Linked DNA regions of Homo sapiens: region 2 is linked to region 1. A link is an interaction called in ENCODE POLR2A ChIA-PET data of the cell type or tissue named here. Cell type or tissue: CD4-positive, alpha-beta T cell. All regions are shown on one strand. Each heading gives the region's core, and the rest is flanking DNA. Links, peaks and the distances in the headings are about the cores only.

Region 1 (8,336 bases), core at 55-8,054:
GGCCCCTGTAGTTCCAGCTACTTGGGAGGCTGAGGCAGGAGAATGGTGTGAACCTGGGAGGTGGCGCTTGCAGTGAGCCAAGATCGCGCCTGGGCAACAGAGCGAGACTCCATTTCAAAAAAAAAAAAGAAGTCCTATGGTTGGGGCCATACGTATACCAAGTAGTAGAGCACCACACTCTTCCTTGTATATTGGAGGGATGGTACTGTCCAAAAACCAAAAACAGCAAATACTTACATAGCCCTTTTTTTTTTTTTTTTTTGAGATGGAGTCTCACTCTGTCACCTAGGCTGGAGTGCAGTGGCATGATCTCAGCTCACTGCAGCCTCCGCCTCCCGGGTTCAAGCAATTCTCCTGCCTCAGCCTCCCAAGTAGCTGGGATTATAGGCGCATGCAACCATGCTTGGCTAATTTTTTGTATTTTCAGTAGAGACGGAGTTTCACCATGTTAGTCAGGCTGGTCCCGAACTCCTGATCTCGTAATCTGCCGGTCTCAAACGCCTGACCTCATAATCCGCCCACCTCGGCCTCCCAAAGTGCTGGGATTACAGGCGTGAGCCACCGGCATGGCCCTATATAGCCCTTCTTAACAGTTCCCCTCCCACAACCCTTTCACCCACTTACCCAGAGGCCTTCCGGGACCAACAATGTAACATAAATTGAGACCTGAAGAACAGCTGCTCAAAATTAAAAAATTAAAACCCATGCCTGACAAAGAAAACACTTCTGGAGACAGAATAAGGACTGGGTAAGTTCTGAGTTTGCAACTTCCGATCTATTCCTTTGATCCCTACCCATGGTCAGAGCCCCATCTCTCTTTGGTGCTCAGCCTACAAGGAACTGGCATGTAGTCATTTTGCCCCATGCTATTCCCTTGCAGGGTAGACAGAGGAGGCTTCATTGATCTGGAATCACTTGGATAGGGTCTTGAAGGATGAGTAGTAGTTTGCTGAGGGGAGTTTCACAAGGGGGAAAAGTGGATTCCAGGTACAGAGAAATAGCAAGAGCCAAAGCTGAGAGGCAGAAAACATAGGGGACCTTTTGAGGCTCTATGGGCAATTATATGTGATGGGAGTATAAGCACAAGATGAGGCTGGAGAGGGAGCAGGGCCAGGTGTCAGCAGGACTCTGGGATCAAGTGAGGAAATGTAGCTTTTACTTTGGAGATAGTGAGAACCCCTGAGAGATTTTAAGCTGGAAAGTGAGATGCACTGATTTGTGTTTAGAACCTTCCCCCTGACAGCTGCGAGGAGATGGTCAGAGACACTGGGGAGCTGTGAGCGGGCCAACCTGCTTTAATCAAAGCAGAGGCCCTGGGAATGAAGTGCAGAGGTCCCAGGGATATTTCGTTGGTACAAATGACAGTATTTAGTGATAGGGGAGGGGAAGGGGAAAAGATATTGCAGAGTGGGTGATATTAGAACTGACTCAGGAAAATAACCAGAAAATGGCACTACTCTTTAATTCTTCATTCCATTTATATATCATTTTGGTGGAATTGTTTCAACCTACTGTGAGCAAAACCATGTAGAACTGTTTTAAAAGCTCATTCTATTCGATACCTGTTGTATTTGAGATGTTTTATAGAGGAAACACAGAGCCCATTTCTTTTTTCTTTTTCTTTTTGCTATCTTCTTCTTTTTCTTTCTTTTCTTTCTTTTTCTTTTTCTTTTTTTCTTTTTTCTTTTTCATCTTGGCCAGGATCTGACCTCATGATCCACCCGCCTTGGCCTCCCAAAGTGCTGAGATTATAGGCATGAGCCACTGCTCCCAGCCACAGAGCCCATTTATGAAGAGACATAGAAGGTGGATTTTATAGGGGGTGTCCTGTGGCAGTGGCAGGTGGGCACACAGTCTGTGCTATCTCCATGGTTTCCAGTTCCCATGCTCTCTTGGTTCCTCCTTCTTGGCAAGAACTTCCAGCTGATGCTTCCCCTCTTCAGCCTTTCAGCCTGTAAATGACTGGATCCTTGGAGGCAGGCACCTCTGGACTATCTAGTCAATGTCCCAAAAGGGCAGAAGCACATCTTGGCAGAGGAATTCCACATCTCCAGATGTAGTACATCTATCAGGAGGCAGATGAGTAACAGGGAAAACTACTCATTGGATCATGGTCACCATCGGGAGATGTGCTGTGGAAGACTTAGTGCTCAAAGGCTTTGTTCAGACCTAGCCACAAGGGGATGGCTTGGGAGGCCTGAAGTTCAGCTTCAAGCAGCCTCAGTAATGGACAGTACCTGGGCCCTGGAGAGGTGAGTAAGGTAAGAAAAACTTTGACCTTTGACTGCAGAGGGAGCACATCCAACTGCCTACAGGGACAAGACAACAGTGAAGTAGGCTGGGGGAGATTGTGGCACCCTGGGGAATTTGTGCCTCATCTAGAAGGGATAGATTCTACTCAGTTCCAGCAAAGGTCACGTGGGAACACAAAGCCAAGGAATGGAGAGCTGACAACTTTTCAAGAGAAGGCAGAAATTCAGATTTTTATGAGTCATCTCCTGATTTTTTGGATGTTGGGAATTAATTCAAAGTTTGTTTTGTTTTGTTTTGTTTTGTTTTGTTTTGTTCTGTTTTGTGACAGAATCTCACTCTGTCGCCCAGGCTGGAGTGCAGTGGTGCAATCTCGGCTCACTGCAACCTCCGCCTCCCAGGTTCAAGCGATTCTCCTGCCTCAGCTCCCGAGTAGCTGGGACTACAGACGCATGCCACCACACCCAGCTAATTTTTTTTTTTTTTGTATTTTTATTAGAGATGGGGTGTCACCGTGTTAGCCAGGATGGTCTCGATCTCCTGACCTTGTGATGTGCCCGCCTTGGCCTCCCAAAGTGCTGGGATCACAGGCGTGACAAAATTTTAAGATGTTGAGCAAGCCAAACAAAGTTCTCCTGTGGTTGGATTTGGCCTTGCAGCTATAAATTTGCAACCTCTACTCTAAAACTTGAGCATTAATCTCTGAATTTCAATCATCTAGTACTAGAACAGGAAAAAGGGTGAGGCTACTAAGAAGCTGGAAACAGGCAAAAAGGTTTATAGGATCTGAGGGGTCATTAGTCCAATTTCTAATTGCATAGATAGGCAATCGGAGGCTTGGAGAGAAGAAATGCCCAAGGGCACACAGTTCCAGGCAACAGTAGCACTTGCAGTAAGAACAAGGAGACTCAGCTTACGGTGGCTCATGCCTGTAATCCCAGCCCTCTGGGAGGCCGAGGCAGGCAGATGGCCGAGGTCAGGAGTTTGAGACCAACCTGGCCAACATGGTGAAACTCCGTCTCTACTAAAAATACAAAAATTAACTGGGCATGGTGGCAGGTGCCTGTAATCCCAGCTACTCAGAAGGCTGAGGCAGGAGAATCGCTTGAACCCAGGAGGCTGAGATTGCAGTGAGCAGAGATCACGCCATCGCACTCTAGCCTGGGCAACAAAAGTGAGACTTCATCTCAAAGAAAAAAAAAGAATAAGGATACTCAGGCCAGGCATGGTGGCTCATGCCTGTAATCCCAACACTTTGGGAGACCGAGGTGGGAGGATCACTTGAGGCCAGGAGTTCAAGACCAGCCTAGGCAATATAGCAAGACTCTGTCTCCTCAAAACATTTAAAATAAAAGAGGCTCAAGCGGGCCTGACTGGCATTTGGTCTTCTTGCCTCAGTTCCCTCCTTTGTTTATTTGTTTCCATTCTCTAGTTTGTGGCTATGATTGGTACATATGTCCCCTACTGAACTTTGGATTATTCCTATTGGACCCCTGGGAGCTGTCCTGGCCTTCATCTGGAGTCTCTGCCCCAACCTCTTAGCCTGGAGCTGGTGCTGTTTCTGAGTCTGCTGGCACTGACCCCCTTGGGCTCCTCGCATGGGCCTGTCTGAGCTCCACATTGTGCTGAGTATGATACATACCTAGTATGGGACAAAAATAATGCTTGATCTCAGTGTGCCATAGTCCTGTGTTCCATCCAGTAAACACACTGCTTCCTAGGATTAATGTCTCCCTGCAGAAAGGAAAAGCAAGTTGGAATGTCATTTTGTGTGTGTGAACTGTAAAATGAGTTTGAGTACATTTCAAATTTGCTCTTTCTTGCCCTTTTTTTGCCATCTAATAGTCATGGCCAACTCATCCATTAGGTACAGCTAGCACAGTATCTAGGGACCGAGATACTTTTAAGGGCCTGCAGAATGTTTTAATTTTAATTTCTTTTAAAATCAGAATAAATAAAAATAAATAAATAATAATAAACATATAAAAAGAATCCAGTGTACTTAAAGCCACTGAACTGTATGGTTAAAAATGGTTAAAATGGGAAATGTTATGTATATTTTACCACAATAAAAAAAAAGAAACCAGCATGGATTATATTCATCTTTATACCAATGCAGTTATAAAATATAATTTTTAATATTTATTATGGAGGGAAGGGCCCACAGATTCAAAACTGCCCAAAGCTCATGAATGTTATCATTTGGCCCTGTTAGTAGTTGGTTAATTCATATCAAGGAGAAGTTTTGTATTTATGGACCAAATCATATGGACTGCACTTCTCTCACTTCTTCGTGGCCTAACCAGGAAGGTTACACAGCATGACCCAGATTCCTACCACGTGCCACCTGGTGACAGCTACACAGACTGTTCAGGGGAGATGCTGAGTACAGTGGTTCTGAGAGACTTGTTAGTTTTGGTCTCTGCACAGCAGGTCCTGCCTTATTTAGCACAGTGAAGCTAGACACTCTGAGGTAGTCAATTTTACTCCAAAGGGCATTTCTCATGCTTCTCTTTATTAACAAATCTCTCTCTCTTTGGACTACCAAAACAGTCTTCTGGCAGATCTCCCTGACTTGGCTTTTCTCCTACCCAAACCAGAATTATCTTTGCAAACATATATCTCCCTGGAATAAAGTTATTTAATGACTTCCAACATTTTCATTATTTCAGAAAGCTTGATAGAAATCCCGCTTTAACTCATGAGAGTGCTTTTAAAAGTAACTAAAAAACTGCTTTAGTTTGTGCTAGAATTATACCAGCATGGTTACTACAATTAATAAATTTTGAGGACACAAATTAATTATTTTCCAGACGCATAGTTTGTGTTGCAATGAGGTCTTACACCCATGGATCCTTGGGAGAAAGATCATGAATGGATCCTTGGAAGTGAAAAAGTATGGAGATCCCTAGAAATGTCTCAGCTGTCTGCCTGACCATTCTGGGAGGACAGTATCACTCTGGTCAAAGAGAAATTACTGACTAGCTGACTATGGTACAGAAGGTGGGGGAAGATGAAGAAACATCACATTAAAATTCAGTGCAAAGTGAAAGCTTGTCTTGAGCAAGGGTGAATGACTCAGCAAGAAATTGTTTACAGGATTTTAGTTTCTGCTCTCTGCAATTCTTATATTAAATAAAAAGCGGATTTTCATTATCTACTTGAAGTAATTCCATTACTCACCAGATAACAAATAAGCAACAAACACACTTCCTAGGATATTTTTTTAATCCTAAAGTGAAAGCAGTGCTTAGAATCACAAATGCTTGGCATGTATGGTCATTAACAAAAATTTGGTCTTTGGCAGAGTGAAAGCTTTGGTTTTTAAGTTCAGTTCCGCTTGTTTATCGTTGTAGTGCATAGTTATCATTCCACATTCCTACATTCAATCCCCTTTCTTCTGGTAACAGTCATACACACACACACACACACACACACACACACACACACACTCTTTCACACGCACAAATTTTCTTGGGAAAAAAATATTTTTTTTCCACATTTGGAATATCCTTCAAGACTCCCATAGGCTTTGGAGGGCACCAAGTCCTGTGCTCTCTGCTACTACTCCTTTGAATATCAGAGTGATCACATGTTCCATTCAAAACAAAATCGGGCAGGGCGCAGTGGCTCACTCCTGTAATTCCCAGCACTTCGGGAGGCTGAGGCAGGCAGATCACTTGAGGTCAGGCATTCGAGACCAGTCTGGCCAACACAGTGAAATCCCATCTCTTTTTTTGTATCTAAAAAACTACAAAAATTAGCCAGGTGTGGTGGCATGCGTCTGTAGTCCCAGTTATTCAGGAGGCTGAGACAAGAGAATTGCTTGAACCTGGGAGGCAGAGGTTGCAGTGAGCCAAGATCGTGCCACTGCTCTCCAGCCTGGGCAACAGAGTAAAACTCTGTCACACACACACACAAAAATAAATAAATAAAATAAAATAAGTTTATCATGACTGTAATCCCAGCACATTGGGAAGCACAGGCAGGCAGATCACTTGAGGTCAGAAGTTTGAGACCAACCTGGCCAACATGGTGAAACCCCATCTCCACTAAAAATACAAAAATTTGCTTGGCATGGTGGCGGGCACCTGTAATCCCAGCTACTAACTAGGGAGGCTAAGGCAGGAGAATCACTGCCTTAGATGGAGGTTGAGGTTGCAGTGAGCCAAGATCATGCCACTACACTTCAGCCTGGGTAACAGAATGAGACTCCATCTCAAAAAAGAAAAAGAAAAAAAGAAAAAAGAAATTGAGACAGGATGACAGGATGAGGGCCAGCTTCTGTGCTGACCTATCAGCTCTGCCTCTTGGCCACATACATGCAAGCTGAGAGCAGCCGTTTTGGCTGCACGTCGTAAATTCAGGCTGGGCTGCACTCACTCAGGTCCCTTGTTGGCACTATATTTCTTCCATTTCAAGGATTCAAACACACACACACTCAGTCCATTCTTTCCTTGATTTATTTTCGTAATACAAGTAAATGAATTATTTTGAATATTGGGGTTATAGTACTAAACAAACCAAAGTCCTCCATGAAACATTCAGTAATTCAGGTTTATGAGGTGTAGATGGGCATATTACCTGGTTTGTCCCTAAGAAACACTTAGCCACTCCTTCAATGACTGGTTCAGAAATGTGTCTTGGATGAAGTTCCCTAGAAGCAGAGCCTGAGGCAAGGATTCAGATGTAAGAAAGGCAGGGAATGCTCTTAGAGAAACCTGTAAGGGAGCAAGATAGAGAAGGAGAAGGAGCCAAGTAACGACCTGATGTCAGGTAAAATCTAGTCTTGGTCTGGTTTTGTGTGTGGAGAGGGAAGCTTGCCTCTGGAACACAAATTACACTACAGAGTTGTTTCTGCCTTGAAGCAAGGAGGTTAGCCTGTTAAGAAACTCCATATCTATTAGTTATTAGTCTATATATTGAGACAGTGTAACTTCCCCGGCATCCCTAGGCTAGGAGGCTTTTGACAACCTAAAACACCTCTCATAAACCAAGGTCACAGGTTTAAACTGCTGGCCACAGCCTCAAAATAGCTGCAGGGAGTGGGGGAAAGGGTAAAGAATGGAAGGGGTGCACCAGCTGATAAAAGGGATCTGAGTGGAGTGCCAAAACATCCACTACTGCATGTGTCCCAACCAAGTTAATCTTAGACAATGAGATTTAATTCTGCAACTTCTTCTGGAACCATGAGGGAAAATAATCTTTCCTTTTGCTCACCGTGAAATTAGTACAATGCCTGCCTGCAGCTGCTTGAGCCCGTTTTGGGAACAGCCAACTGAGAAGAAAAGAAGAGTAATATAGAGAGGCAGAGTCCCGGTGACGGTGACTCTAATTAGTGTTCTTTTCTCTGCATACCAGTTTGTTCTGCACCTCAATATGTCCAATTCCCTTTAGAATCCATCAGTTTGGCCGGGCGCGGCGGCTCACGCCTGTAATCCCAGCACTTTGGGAGGCCGAGGTGGGTGGATCACGAGGTCAGGAGATCGAGACCATCCTGGCTAACACGGTGAAACCCCGTCTCTACTAAAAATACAAAAAATTAGCCGGGCGAGGTGGCGGGCGCCTGTAGTCCCAGCTACTCAGCAGGCTGAGGCAGGAGAATGGCGTGAACCCAGGAGGTGAAGCTTGCAGTGAGCCGAGATCGCACCACTGCACTCCAGCCTGGGCAACAGAGCGAGACTCCGTCTCAAAAAAAAAAAAAAAGAACCCATCAGTTTAACCCAGCTGGGCCTGAACTCAGTAGTCATGGAGTCCAATTCTCTTGCTTTGGAGGAGAGATTGAGATTAAGGTAACAGAAGATCCGGGATTAGAATCCAAACCTCGTGTTGACTTGTGAGTCAAGCCGAAGGCATGTTCCAGGGCATCAGGGTGCCCTAGCTCTTGGAGGGAACTTAAATTCTTTTGCCAAGGAAGCAGTATTTATTTTATAAGGTCAGCCACACTATAAAAGAAACACAAACAGAAATCTCGCCTGGTGATTGTCCAATGCATCGCAGTTAATGGAGCATTTTCACATCTGGGATGTCCTTCAAGACTCCTATCAACTTTGGAAGCACTAAGTCCTGTGCCCTCTGCTACTTCT
Region 2 (8,336 bases), core at 91-8,090, 93 kb after region 1:
TGGATTCATATCTTTGCAATTGTGAATTGTGCTGCTATATAGATGCATGTGGATGTGTCTTTTTCATATAATGACTTTTCCTTTGCTTAGATACCCAGCAAGATACCCATACAAACGGAATCATTTGATATGTAACCTTTTTAGCCTGGCTTCTTTACCTTTACCCAGCAGTGGGATTGTTGGATCAAATGGTAGTTCTACTTTTGTTTAAGTAATCTCCATACCGTTTTCCGTAGTGGTTGTAGTAGTTTACATTCCTACCAGCAGTGTAAAAATGTTGCCTTTTTACCACATCCATGCTCCTCTGTTTGTTGGTTTTTTGACTTTTTAATTATGACTATTCTTGCAGGAGTAAGGTGGTATCTCATTGTGGTTTTAATTTGCATTTCCCTGATGATTAGTGATGTTGAGCATTTTTTCATGCTTGTTAGCTGTATATCTTCTTTTGAGAAATGTCTCTTCATGTCTTTTGCCCACTTTTTGATGGGATTGTTTTTTTCTTGCTGATTTGAGTTCCTTGTAGATTCAGGATACTAGTCCTTTGTCAGACACACAGTTTGTGAATATTTTCTCCCATTCTGTAGGTTGCCTGTTTGCTGATTATTTTGCTGTGCAGAAGCTTTTTAGTTTAATTAGGTCCCATTTATTTTTATTTTTGTTGCATTTGCTTTTGAGGTCTTAGTCATGAATTCTTTGCCTAAGCCAATGTCTAGAAGAGTTTTTCTGATATTGTAGAATTTTTGTGGTTTCAGGTCTTAGATTTTCTTTCTTTCTTTTTTTTTTCCCAAGACGTAATCTTGCTCTGTCTATATAGTTATAATGTGTATTTCATAAGAAAACAGTAAAATATGGCTGTGGACATCTGACTTCTGCTAAATGCACCTGATGTTTATTTATTGAAACATTTGTGGTGCAGTCCCATTTCTATAAATGTATCTTCTAATCCCTATATTAACACAAGATACACTTCCTGGGAATGTAATCAGGCTGAAGATGTTTTAATCTCTTTATATTCTGTTCCTCTTAGTTGGATAATTCCAGATTTCAAAATGCCTGGGTTGTGTCTAATTCCAGGGAGCTGAAGTAAACGGAGTTTTCCAGTGAGAAAAAGTACATTGCATTATAGCAGAAGATGGTAGTCAGTATTTGTGAGAGAATGCTTTATTTTCTACTTTAGGCTATTGACATTAGAAATAATTGGAATTGTTAAAAATATGATGTCTGGTGCCCTCCCAAGATTTTCTGAATCAAAATCAACTGTGACCACACATTAGAATCATCTAGGGAGTTAAAAAAAATGCTGGTGGCTGGATCTCATCCCCAGAGAACCTGATTTAATTATTTAGAGGGTAAAGATAGTGATTCTTAAACTGTTTTAGAATCACCTGGAAGATCCCAAACTGAGTGTGATTCAGTTGGTCGGGTGGGAACTGAGATTTTGCATTTCGAACAACTTGCAGTTGATGCAGATGCTTTTAGTTTCACACTTTGAGAACTGTACCCTGACTGGGATTGGGAACTACCTGCTTAATTTGGAACATATGCAATATTAAGTGAGAAAACTAAGTTCATAAGCAACATAGAAAGTGTAATAGATTTCAAGGTAAAAAATGTTAAGTGTGGAAAATTTTAATTTATAAAGTGGAAAGGCTTTATTCATTGTAAGTCAGAAATAAACTTTAAAATTTCATTTGCAATGAAAAGTCCCAAGCATCATAAATACTAACTTAGCAAAAAGAATATCGCCACAGATGTTAAAGACAACAAACGTTCCTCCACCCTGAGTATAATTTACATACGGTAAAATTCAAAACTTTTTTTAGTGTTCAGTTTCATGAGTTTCATGTGCATCCGTTGTGCAACCATCAACAGAATCAAAATATAGAAGAGTTTTAACATTTCCCTCATACCCTTTTTGATCATTCCTTTCATGAACCTCAGGTCCTAGCAACAGTGACCTGTTTTCTTATTCGTGGTTCTGCTTTTCTCAGAATGTCATACATACGGAATCATTTGATATGTAACCTTTTTAGCCTGGCTTCTTTTATTAAGCACAGTGCATTTGAGATTCATACATGTTGTTTGTTTATTAATACTTCATTCCTTTTATTAAAAAGAAGTTTAAGATTTACAGCAAAATTGAGCAGTAAGTATAGAGGGTTCACAAAAAACCCCTCTTCACTCCCCCAATATGCACAACCTCCCCCACTGTCAGCAGATTGGTACATTTGTTATAGTTGATGAACCTACACTGACTCATTATCACTCAAAGTTCATAGTTTACATTAGTATTTACTCTTGGTGGTGTACATTCTATGGGTTTTGTCAAATATAGCATGCACCCACCATTATAGAATCATACACTGTTGTCTGACTGCCCTAAAAATCCTCCATGCTCTTATGAAAATCATTTATACAAATTGAGGTTAATTGTCATACCTAGCTAAACTGGAGTCAAGGGGCCAAGGAGGAAAAAGCATTTATGGTACAAAGCACATGCTTCCAGGGATTGTCTCACAAGCCCAGCCACCAAAATGACCTTGTATAAACTTAAGCCCAGTTTTACCTAGTAGCTGCTAAAACCACCTGCCTTGACTCTAAGGCAACTTTTACCTACTGCTGTCACTTACCAGTTACAGCTTGGTGGTTCCAGAAAAACTTTGCTAATGTCAACAAGCTTTTTATCAAAGCAATTAATGCAACATTTCTCTTTCCTAATAAAACCCCAATCTTTTGTTTGTTCTTTAGACATACCAAAGATTATCCTGCTCTGTGTGTATGTCCTGAATTGCAATTCTGTTTTTATATATTCCCAAATAAAATGTCTTGTTTAGAGATGTGTTTCTGTGCTTTATTTGCTTTTGACATACCTGGTGTCAGAAGTGGGATCCAAGGTGAGCTCACCTGGAGGGGTTTAGTGGCCTCCCCATCCCCCCGCCCCAGAACTATGTACTCTTTGATCCTCCTGCTTCTGTGTGTTGCTTTTTTTCCCCCACTTGGTAAGTCTCTTTCGGATTGAACTCCCATTTCTTGTGGTTTGAACTTTCCAGTTTTATTTTGGATTTAATTTTTGAGGGATCTTTTTCCTCTTGTTTATGAGGGATTTTCCCCTTCCTGTGTATGGGGACTTTCACCCTCCTGTTAAAGAAAGTTTTGTCTTTTTTTTTTTCTAGTGAGTACTTTACTCTTTTTGCACTTGGTTTTTATTTCGACTTTTGTGTGTTTGATGTTAAACCAAGTCACCTAGATTTATTTACAAAATGGGCTTTCAGGGTTCAAAGGCATGCGAAAGTAACTCCCCCATTGAGGACTCCAGCTGGTTATGTGCTTAAACATTACGGTCTGTCTCTCTCTTTTTTTTTTTTTTGAGACAGAGTCTCACTCTGTTGCCCAGGCTGGAGTGCAGTGGTGCAATCTCGGCGCACTGCAACCTCCACCTCCCAGTTTCAAGTGATTCTTCTGCCTCAACCTCCTGAGTAGCTGGGACTACAGGCTGCACCACCACACATAGCTGATTATTTTTGTATTTTTAGTAGAGGGTTTCACTATGTTGGCCAGGCTGAAACATTATGGTGTGCTATCACATATCTTCTTATCTTGATAAACTGATTATACTAAAGATAATTTGAGATTACAGTGGCCTTCATTGGGTTCTTTTGACCTTCCTAAATTTGTTTTCCTCAGAGATAAATTAGAAGGCCAAGGCCAAAAAACAGTCTAAATTGGACATATACCTTAGTTGGTATCTTCAGGCATCCAAATGCATTTAAGAGTCGGAATTTGCCTTGCTCCAAAATACTTCTCTGGGTGATCTCAGACAAACAGAGAAAAAGGACTTAGAAATTCAAACTTTTTCTATTTCTCAGGTGCCACCTTTTCAAGCTTCTGTTCTATTGTGATATTTCCTCACTTTTCAAAACTTTTCTTCTTCCATGATATTTCTTACCCTACTATTCTTCCTCCCTCTGCTTCCCAGCCTCTACTTACAAAAACTTTTCCCTTTATTATTAGGCCGTTTAACAATTGTGAGGTTCCCCAGATTTCCTGTGTCCCTTGAGCTAAAGCTGAACTCTGTGCTCAAACCAAGGAATTTCGTAGGTTATTGAGGTCCCTTGTCATTTTGCTGACTAATTTAACATTACATTTCAAGTTTACCAGACTGTCTTCTCCAATGTTTTTTTTTTTTTTTTAAAGAGATGGGAGCATCTCACTCTGCAGCCTAGGCAGTGGCATGATCATAGCTCACTATAGCCCCAACCTCCTGGGCTGAACTGAACCTCCCACCTCAGCTTCCTGAGTAGCTGGAACCACAGAGATGTGCCACCACACCCAGCTAATTTTTTTTTATTTTGTTGAGACACGGTCTCACTATGTTGCCCAGGCTAGGTTCAGACTCCTGGCCTCAAGTGATCCTTCTGCCTCAGCCTTCCAGAATGTTGAGATTACAGGCATGAGTTATTGCACCCAGCCACTTTCCAATCTTTATCAGTGTACTCATGTGCCTGTGGGAGACCAGCCCAACACTCAGTGGTCAGTTGCATCTATCCCCTGTGAGACCTGTCTCCACTTCCTCAGCTTCTGGCCTACGATATTGGGATAAGTATCAACTTGCAAAGAATTTACATAGGGTTATCCTCAAAGCATTTCCTAAAGCCATTGATTGGAATAAAATTCAAGCTTGTATCCTAGAGCCAAATGAACTGGTTCATAACCATTATAACAGACTCCAGGTGGTATTCAGAGAAAATTCTGGCTTTCCTGTGGATGTTGACTCTACTAGAATTGGTCTTAATTTTGTCAGTGGTCTCCCAAGAAGAGCTAACATAGAATTTCTCAGTTAAAAGAGCTAACATGGAATGGGAGACTGTACAAACCCCTGACCTTGTTAACTTGGTAAATTAATTGTCTCACTCTAAAAAAATATCAGCAAAGGCCAGGCATGGTGGCTAATGCCTGTAATCTTAGCATTTTGGGAGCCTGAGGTGGGAGGATCAATGGCTTGAGCCTGGGAATTTGATACCAGCCTGGCAACATAATGAGACCCCGTCTCTTAAAAAAAAAAAAATAATTAGCTGAGTATGGGGGTGTGCACTTGTGGTCCTAGCTGCTGAGAGGCTGAGATGGAAGGATTAGTTGAGCCCGGGAGGTCAAGGCTTCAGTGAGTGGTGAACGTACCTCCAGTTAAAACAGATAAATTCACCCACAGAAAACAATTAGGGCTCTACGTGGCACAACTGTAGTTCACAAAAGCAACCTCCTGAAATCTGTCCTTAATGTAAACAGCCATCCCACTGCAAAAAAAGTTGCCATAAACTTAAGCTATCTAAATGGACTTCTTCATTTATCTCTTTGGCTTCTCCTTTAGAATGAAGGGGTTCTGAGGACACATTGGGGTTTTTCCCAGTCCTTTCTTTTAATCACCTCACAGAAAACTTTCTTCAAATTGGCAGTGAAGTTCTGACTATTCTTGTAGACACAGGAGCAACCATATTGGTCCTCAGCCCCACCAGTCTCAACCAGCCACGGTGTTGGAATAATAAAAATATTCAAATAGTGGGAGTTTCTAATAAACCATTGACAACCTTTCTGTCCCAGCCCATTACTTTTTGCCTTGGACGTTTACAGGATATTCATCCCTTTTTATTGGTGAAATCTGCTTCAGCTCATTTATTGGGACAAGACTTAAAACAAAAAATAAAATCATGATGACATCTCTTTCTCCTTAAAAGGGAGACATAATTTTAGAGTTTGATAAACTGGATAGTTCACTGGACTCTTCCAGTCATGCCCTGCTTTTCTATTACGGTGTCCCACACACCGAAGACATCTCTGCTGGCTCCCAAAATTCCCTATTGAAACATACATCTGTCTCTTTATGGGCCACATCATCATCAGATGCTTGTGTAATACATCCCTAATTGAAATCCAAATTGATCCAGCCAAGCTTTTGCCTAATATCTGTTGAGCCAATCTGCCTTACAAGTTGGAAAACCTATAATTAAGGAATACAAAGCTGAAGGTTTAATAATTCCTTTTACCAGCCCCTATAAGACTTCTATTCTCCCAATTAAAAAAAACTTCATGGTTGAGGGTAGAGATTTGTTTAGAACACCTTACTTTCATATCAACTGATAGTAAATTTTTCACTGTAATTGACTTTTTTTTTTTTGAGACAGAGTCTTGCTTTGTTCCCCAGGCTAGAGTGCAGTGGCACGATCTTGGCTTGCTGCAACCACCATCTCTTGGGTTCAAGTGATTCTTCTGCCTCAGCCTCTTGAGTAGCTGGGATTACAGGCATTTGCTACCACGCCTGGCTAATTTTTGTACTTTTAGTAGAGGTAGGGTTTCACCATGTTAAGCAGGCTGGTCTCGAACTCTTGACCTCAGGTGATCTGCCCACCTTGGCCTCCCAAAGTGCTGGGATTACAGGAATGAGCCACTGTGCCTGGCCCACTGCAATTGACTTTTTTTTTTTTTTTTTTTTTTTTTTGAGATGGAGTCTTGCTTAGTCACCCAGGCTGGAGTGCAATGGTGCGATCTTGGCTCACTGCAGCCTCTTCCTCCTGATTTTAAGCGATTCTCCTGCCTCAGCTTCCTGAGTAGCTGGTATTACAGGCACCTGCCATCATGCCCGGCTAATTTTTCTATTTTTGTAGAGACAGGGTTTCATCATGTTGGCCAGGCTGGTCTCAAACTCCTGACCTCAGGTGATCTGCCTGCCTCAGCCTCCCAAAGTACTGGGATTACAGGCATGAGCCACTGCCCCTGGCTGTAATTGACTTCTGCAGTGCCTTCTTCATTATCCTTGTTGTTCAAACCAGTGAGTAACTATTTGCTTCACTGGGGAAGGACAATAGTTCATTTAGACTTATGCCTCAGGACTGTACTGAAAGTCCTTTCTATTTCTCTCAAGTTCTGAAGCCTGATTTAGGAGATGGAAGTTTTCCCCGGGACTTGTCCTTACTATGATATGTAGATGATCTACTTAGTTCCTCTTCCCTGTAGCTGGCTTGTAAGGAAGATGGTGTTGATTTATTAAAACATCTAGCTGCGAAATGTCATAAGATTTCTAAAGAAAAGTTATAACTAGTAAGACACAAGTTAAATATCTGGGCCATCTAATTTCTTGAAACAAGACTACATTTGGACGCTGAATGGATTCAGGACATCCTGCACTTCCCTAAACCTGAAATGAAATGGCAGCTTTGAGGGTTTCTCAGACACACCAGCTACTACTGGACACCAAACTTTTCTTTGATTGCTTAACTTCTACATGCCCTACTTAAGGCTCAAGTGAGGCTCTTACCTCAGGCTCCCCAGTAGCTGGGACTGTAGGAATGTGCCACTGTGCCCAGCTAATTTTTTTTTTTTTTGAGAGTCTCGCTCTGTCACCCAGGCTGGAGTGCAGTGGTGCAGTCTTGGCTCACCGCAAGCTCCACCTCCCTGGTTCATGCCATTCTTCTGCCGCAGCCTCCCGAGTAGCTGGGACTACAGGCGTCTGTCACCAAGCCCAGCTAATTTTTTGTATTTTTAGTAGAGGTGGGGTTTCACCGTGTCAGCCAGGATGGTCTCGATCTCCTGACCTCATGATCTGCCCGCCTTGGCCTCCCAAAGTGCTGGGATTACAGACGTGAGCCACTGCGCCCAAACAATTTTTTTTGTATTTTTTGTGGAGATGAGGTTTTGCCATGTGTCCCAGGCTGGTCTCGAACTCCTGGGCTCAAGTGTTCCACCCGCCTTGGCTTTCCAGAGTGTTGGGATTGCAGGCTTGAGCCACCATGCCCAGCCAACTGTCTTTCTTTTTGTGAAAAGAAAGAAAATGCATGTCTGACTCAGAAAAATCGAGATAACATTGCCCCGTTGGATATTGCAGTCAGCAACTAGATCCAGTAGCTCAAAGATTATCCCCCATTCGAGAACTATCCCAGCCACTGCCCTACTAGTCAAATCCACCAAAGAAATTATCATGGTATCTCCCTTAACCACCTTTGTTTCCCATAGTATCAAAGCTCTTCTAAATTTACATCATAACAACACATCTTTGCCAGTCATCTTACCTCTTATGAAATTCTTTTGCTGACTCTTCCTCCTCACAGAACTCTTCTTGATGTAACAGTCTTACTCCTGTGACTCTTTTACCCCTTCCTTCTGATGAGACACCCCTCCACCTTAATGATTGTGTGTGTATATGTGATATACACACAGATAGCAGATATGCCTTTGGGGTTGCTCATGATTGTAAAATGTTATAGGAACAAATAGGATTTGGCCGGGTACGGTGGCTCACGCCTGTAATCCCAGCACTTTGAGAGGCCCAGATGGGCAGATCATGTGAG

Evidence for each region. ChIA-PET counts read pairs that join two places held together with the same protein. Peaks named below come from ENCODE experiments on the same cell type or tissue, not always from the same donor. Only the 100,000 strongest peaks of a DNase experiment are listed, where the experiment ranks them.
Region 2: POLR2A ChIA-PET joins it to region 1 with 7 read pairs; 2 of 35 experiments call an interaction of 5 or more read pairs at or near these places.

The regions. Positions count from the first base shown.
Region 1 is chr3:136,783,912-136,792,247 of GRCh38, reverse strand. No RefSeq gene overlaps it. Among named protein-coding and RNA genes, the nearest start is that of SLC35G2, 31 kb to the left of the region's middle. In CD4-positive, alpha-beta T cell, for the core only: no CTCF peak of the experiment used is centred there; a DNase peak (open chromatin) is centred at 4,597.
Region 2 is chr3:136,690,468-136,698,803 of GRCh38, reverse strand. All of the region lies in intron 1 of STAG1 (STAG1 cohesin complex component), which reads left to right. Among named protein-coding and RNA genes, the nearest start is that of STAG1, 58 kb to the left of the region's middle. In CD4-positive, alpha-beta T cell, for the core only: no CTCF peak of the experiment used is centred there; no DNase peak of the experiment used is centred there.